2 separate regions of the Homo sapiens genome follow, and region 2 is linked to region 1. Evidence: chromatin contacts called from ENCODE Hi-C data. All regions are on one chromosome and are shown on one strand. The core of a region is the stretch at or near the end of the contact, and the rest is flanking DNA. Distances in the headings are between cores, read along the strand shown. Region 1 holds the start of MLIP (muscular LMNA interacting protein). Region 2 has its middle 17 kb from the start of TINAG.

Region 1 (3,091 bases), core at 587-3,086:
CCTTTCCCCGTTCTTCTAAGTGCAGCCCAAATGCCACCATCTTGAATTACTGCCCTCCAGGTGGCTGTAACATCGTTCTCTGAAATTCCTCTGTCTTTGCTACTCAAAGTGTAACACACCAGCAGCAGATCTGGGGTGTGGCTCCCAGGGCATCTACTAGGAGCTTCTTGGAAATGCAGAATCTGAGGCCACATCTCAGATCTCCACACTTAGAAAGTGCATTTTAACAAGCTCCCCAGGGGATTTATGTGTGCAGTAGTTTAAGAAGAACTGCAGTATAGGGCTTTCTTTTCTTTCTTTCTTTTTCTTTCTTTCTTTCTTCCTTCCTTCCTTCCTTCCTTCCTTCCTTCCTTCCTTCCTTCCTTCCTTTCGTTTTTTCTTTTTCTTTTTTTTTTTGACGGAGTCTCGCTGTGTCGCCCAGGCTGTAGTGCAGTGGCGCGATATTGGCTCACTGCAAGCTCCGCCTCCCGGATTCATGCCATTCTCCTGCCTCAGCCTCCCGATTAGCTGGGACTACAGCTGCCCGCCACAACGCCCGGCTAATTTTTTGTATTTTTTAGTAGAGACAGGGTTTCACCATATAAGCCAGAATGGTCTCGATCTCCTGACCTTGTGGTCCGCCCGCCTCGGCCTCCCAAAGTGCTGGGATTACAGGCATGAGCCACGGCGCCTGGCCAGTATAGGGCTTTTTCTTGTTTTCTTTTTTCACTTTGTATCTTTGTTATTTGTTTACCTGTTTTATATTCTCAAACCATTAGCTTTTTGAGGGCAAGAGGCACTTATATTCTCTTTTGAGTATCCATAAATATGTGTAAAATAGAAGAAGGCTCATAGTTTTTTTTATAACACGGCACTTATATTCAGAAATTTAGATCATATTCTAGGTCTGTGTTGTTTGGAATAGTTCCTCCCACTGTGCTAATAGAATCACTTATAGCAATTATTTTACTCATTATGTTTCCATAATCTCAGGCTTTTGATAACATCGAAAATGTGAAGAGGCATAATCTAGGTTTCTAAAATAGTAATTCCTTCCCATAGCCTTTGATCTATATCTAGTCCTTTGGATACAACACTTTTCACTGCCAAAGCACAAATGTAGATATTACAGATTTGGAGAAAAATCAATACTTAGAAAATAGAAGTACTGAAAGCTGAAGACTCCAATCAATTTCACATATGAAGTTTTAAGGTTTGTCTGCAGTCAGGATTCTCACTGTCTTCCAGGAACCTTGGAATGAAATTCTGTTTTGACAAGGATTTGATTCCAAGCTTTATTTTAGAGGTGATTTTGTTAATAACATAACTTCAGTCACTACAGATGCTCCTGTATTGTTGCTTACAATTTATATACTAAGGATAAAGTTACTGATATTTTGAAATAACTGTGTGTTTTCTAGTTCTTTATTTGGACACAGTGTTTGCATGTATTTATACCTCTAAATGTTCTCTATGAGCATGACCAACTGATTATTGAGATTGGCAGGTGCTAGCGCCCTTCAATCAGCTTCTCATTGCTGCACAATCTGGCTTTTCTCTTCTTTTCACAGAATATATAATTGGAATACATGCATGAAAAGAAAAGAGGGAAAACACATATCAGTGGCTTTTTTTCTTTTTCTTTTTCTTTTTTTCACTTCTACTGATTCCATTTCAGCAGTTAGTATGACCTCTCATAATGTTCCAAATCTAAAAATTGTCAAAACAGAAATCTACTCTTCGGAGCTGACACAATTCCTCAATTTTGGAATGACTCTGCTTTACCTCTTTTTAGAATTTCTTCTTTCTGCGTGAGTGTGTGTGTGTTGTTTTAGTATGAGGCTCCCTTCCCACCTCAGTCATTGGTTTGCTCGCTCCCTTATGTGATGAATCAATGCTTTCAGAACAGGGGCTTCTGAGTGACTGCGGGAACAATTACTTCCAAATGACCTCGTGCATCTTATCAGGGAGCATTCAGACCACACCCCAGGTAAAAGGAAGTCTTTGCTTAATGCTTTCAGTAACTTTTAAAAGCAGTGTACGGTGCTGGTGGTATTTGCTGCAAGGATGTGAGGGAGAGCTGCCCAGTGAAGATAAATTTGTATGTATATTGAAATGAAATGCTATCTTCACTTAGAGAAAAGGGTGAGCTGATAAAGACAAAACTGCTCATTGGGCAAAGAAAATGCTCAGGATTGCCCTTGGCACAGTGATAATGTAAGATACCCTGTAATGCCTTAACAGGAGGCTAGAGGCCATCTGCGAGTGTGGGTGTCAACATCTGAAGGAAGAGAACTTTTAGGGAAATATAAGAAAGGAAGGCATTACAGCCCAAAACTGAGCAAAGGAGCTGTTAGCCTGCGTGGCATGCGGGAAAACAGTTTCTCAAATTATTAGGCTATCCGGTGAGAAGATGACGTTCTTAGAGATTTTGAGCATTTCAAAGTGTATTTAGAAAAAGATTTTAATCCTTTTATCTCATATTTCTATGACTAAATTAGTTTCCCAAGGATAGAAACTAAGATATTTAAATAACATTGACAACTGAAAGTGTTAATTGGCAATTAACAAGTGCAATGCTGTTAACATGCATCTGTTGCTGCTTTGTGTGGAAAATGGTTTTTCATCACCATAGCAATTCATTCTTAGGCTACATTGGAACTTAGCCACAGTATGCAGTAAACAGCAAATATTTTTTTGTTCTCTCCTAAACAAGGGATTAAATAGTCTACTGGCTAATATGTGGCTCTTTATCTGAATGTTGCATTGCATAGTTGGTGTAATTTCAAATTCTTTTCCAACTGAAATTCCTTGTGAATGAGTATTAGATCCTTGGTAAGTTAAGGATGCTAGGTAAAGGTGGTGAAAAGAGCTAATATTGTACTGTTAGCTTAAAAGCGAATACCAAATGATTGCCCTTTTTGTGATTATTCTTCTGAAGATATGTATGTGGACAGGAATTTATGTCTGATCTTGTTATTCTCCAACAGTAACTCAGGAAGATGAATAAGTCTTTAGTTTTATTAGATTTCCTGTTTCTGTGTTTTCTGGAATCACATCATGTACTGGTTCAACTAAAATAAAAAAAAATTGTTTCCTTACACTGGTGAGA
Region 2 (3,131 bases), core at 296-2,795, 180 kb after region 1:
GAGAAGCCAAACAAGTAGTAAAAATCTGCACCTAGCTTCTGTCTCCCTTGAAGTGATCTCTCAAACTCAAATTAAGAGTTGTTTTCAAAAGTTAATCTAAAGGGGCTTTTTGGTTACACAAATGTAAAATAAACTAGTACACTATTGTACAAATCTGAATGTTGTTACTTTAGAAACAGAAGATGTAAAAGGTATTCGGTAATGGAAATTTTATATGATTGAACCAGACTTCATATTCTGCAGATTCTGTTGTTTTGGGGGGATAAAAATATGACAGAATCTAAAATGAATTCAGCTTGCATTGTGCTTGAGCTGTTGCCTATTCCTGTTCAGATAAATGTGTGTGTTACTGCTTAACAGTTAGTTGTTAGATGCCTAAACTAAGACTCTGAGTTCAGCAGCACGAGTTTTGCACCATGGTGCAAGAGATGCAGAAACAAGGAAGTACGTTGTGTTTGGCTCAACCTAATTTAGTGGTCTAAACTGTGGATGTCCTTCATACGAATAACCTAAATGTGAGAAAATATACTCAACCAGTATACTTATTATCATTTCACCCATAAACTGAGTCAAAAAAAGATAAATAACCTCTAAAAAGAGTACATCAAAAGATAAGGCTAATGCCAGAACCCACATTCAATTTTCGGATTCAAAATCCCAAACTCTCTCTTCTTGACCACACTGTTTTAAATGAGATCATTTCAGACATGTTATTTATATCTCTCTGTAATGTAAGGAATACACATCTCCACCGCCCCCCCATCCCTATTTTTTTGGTCCTTGGGGCTCTGAAACGTTTTAGAAAATGTATTAGTCTTCATTCTCACTTTATTTGCTTGTGAGAGTGGAAACACTTCTCCTTTCTCTCTTCTGGTGTTCACTAGAGCAGCTGCTCAAAATGAGTCAGCTTTCCCAGTCAGCTATGGTTCCTGCCTCATGGAGGGTAGGAAAGGACATACCATCTCTGTAATAACATGCCCAAAGTTGCCTGCTTCTGGTGAGAAACAAGGAGCCCTGTCCTTGTCTGGACCATCATGCTTTCCTCAACCCAGGTGCATCCGTCTCATGTAGTGTGTTTCATCTCATTTTCCTCATTCTGTTCTGATTGAACATCAACATTTTTGAATGGGTTGTTATCATCATCTCTGTGAGCAAATGGGATGTGAATACCCTGAGGATTCCTACTCATGAATACAAATGATTTTTTTATTCTACAAAAGGAAGAAATATGATTGCTGAATATTAATAGCCCTCTGAGAATTAGAATTTAAGATTACACAAGATCTGTTTAATGCTCTTATTATCCAAAGGTGAATGATTGGAAAGGGAGGGGCAAATCCAGGAAATAATTTGGAGAGGAAACTAATATATATTGAGTGCCTATTATGTATCTGGTATGGAAGCTTTTCAATTTATGTATTTTCAATTTATGAAGTCTCACTATTTGAGTAAAATTAGATGACAATTAAAAGTGCTCACCACCAATAAATGGGTTACTAATAATGTTAGGTTATTTTAGTCATTGTGGTTTCTTGAGTCATAGGAAGCTGCTCTCCATGTGTTACTTTCAGGGTAGTTAAGGTAATTTAATGCAAATGACCTTAAAACTGACACATGGAGAGCAGCTATGACTCAAGAAACACCTCCTACGACTCCGTGCTTGATAAGTACAAAATAAGTGCCAGGAAGAAAAGGCATGGTGGGATGGAAAATAGTGATAATTTTTATAAGTTAAAAGTGATGAGGAAATGAATAGCTGTTGTACAAGTGTATGGGATAACTCATTTTTCAATAAGAATAAATCCAAATGACATATCACAAATCATGACATTATACAGGAAGGCCCTGTGTCTGTACTATTGAAATTAATAGGGAAGAGATGAGGAAAAAGAGACTGGAAAAATGAAATTTTTGAGTAACTGCAATAGTTGTTTTTCAACTTATTTCATCTTGTTCTATACAAATGAAATCATAGATTCTTAAGATGAGATATAGAGAAGAGCTTAATTTTTATTTTTTATAATTTTTACTTCCAGGTGATTCTAATCTTCAGCCAGCATGAAAAACACTGGATTAGGAGTGCTGGAGTGAGATTATGAGTTTGCAAATGAAAGGGTTTTTAAGCATTGAGAGTGTGCTGATGACATAAATATGGGATGATTCCCCCAAGTTAGTGATGATTCCATAGGCTGAAAGCCCCTTCAAATTCTCGCATTAAAACAAGTGACAAGGCAATAGATGCTGTTATCACATGCCATGAGTTCCCTTTCACTTGTGTAGAGATCATTGAGAAAGTGTCTGATCTTATTTACACATTTGTTCTTTATTCTGTTAATGTGGTGAATTACATTGATTTTCTTTTTTTTTAACGTTCATTTTAGTTTCAGGGGGTACATGTACAGATTTGTTGTATAGGTAAATTGCATGTAACTGGGGTTTAGTGTACAGATTATTTCATCACCCAGGTGATAAACATAGTCCCTGATGGGTAGTTTTTTGATCTTCATCCTCCTCCCTTCTTTCACCCTCAAGCAGGCCCTGGTATCTGTTGTTCCCTACTTTGTGTCCTATGCACTCAATGTTTAGCTCCCACTTGTAAGTGAGAACATGTGGTATTTGGTTTTCTGTTCCTATGATTTTGAATTTGCTGAGGATTATTTTATGTACAATTGTGTGGTCAATTTTAGAGTATCTGCAATGTGCACATGAGAAGAATGTACATTCTGTTGTTTTGGGGTGTAGAGTTCTGCAGACATCTATTAGGTCTATTTGGTCAAGTGTCAAGTTCAAGTTATGGATATCTGTTAAGTTTTCTGCCTCAATCATCTACCTAATACAGTCAGTGGAGTATTAAAGTCTTCCCACTGTCATTGTGTACTTATCTAAGTCTCTTCATAGGTCTCTAAGAACTTGTGTTATGAATGTGAGTGCTCCTGTGTTAGGTGTATACATATTTATGATAGTTAGGTCTTCTTATTGAATGGAGCCCTTTACCATTATGTAATGCCCTTCCTTATGTTTTTTGATTTTTGTTGGTTTAAAGTCTGTTCTGTCTGAAATTAAAGTAACAATCTCTGCTGTTTTTCTGTTCTCCATTTGCTTGGTAGATTTTTCTCCATCCCTTCACTTTC

Evidence for each region. A loop is a pair of places that touch in the nucleus more often than their neighbours do. Pooled maps may share reads with other maps.
Region 2: a loop to region 1 is called in a map of endothelial cell of umbilical vein, with 7 times the contacts of the local background. The contact joins the enhancer-like site here to the promoter of MLIP in region 1. A Hi-C loop is called at or near these places in 1 of 168 maps with a recorded cell type or tissue (endothelial cell of umbilical vein), 1 of 37 single-sample maps with no recorded cell type and 4 of 50 pooled maps.

What each region holds. Positions count from the first base shown.
Region 1 is chr6:54,109,607-54,112,697 of GRCh38, forward strand. It overlaps MLIP (muscular LMNA interacting protein), which reads left to right and starts at 1,837. Exons shown (of 14, transcript NM_001281747.2): 1 at 1,837-1,969. The coding sequence starts at 1,874.
Region 2 is chr6:54,290,371-54,293,501 of GRCh38, forward strand. No RefSeq gene overlaps it. Among named protein-coding and RNA genes, the nearest start is that of TINAG, 17 kb to the right of the region's middle. Within about 2 kb of position 1,546, at least 3 of the 41 ENCODE cell types and tissues checked have a DNase peak (open chromatin) inside an H3K27ac peak, as active enhancers do; they include endothelial cell of umbilical vein, where a contact is called at or near this core.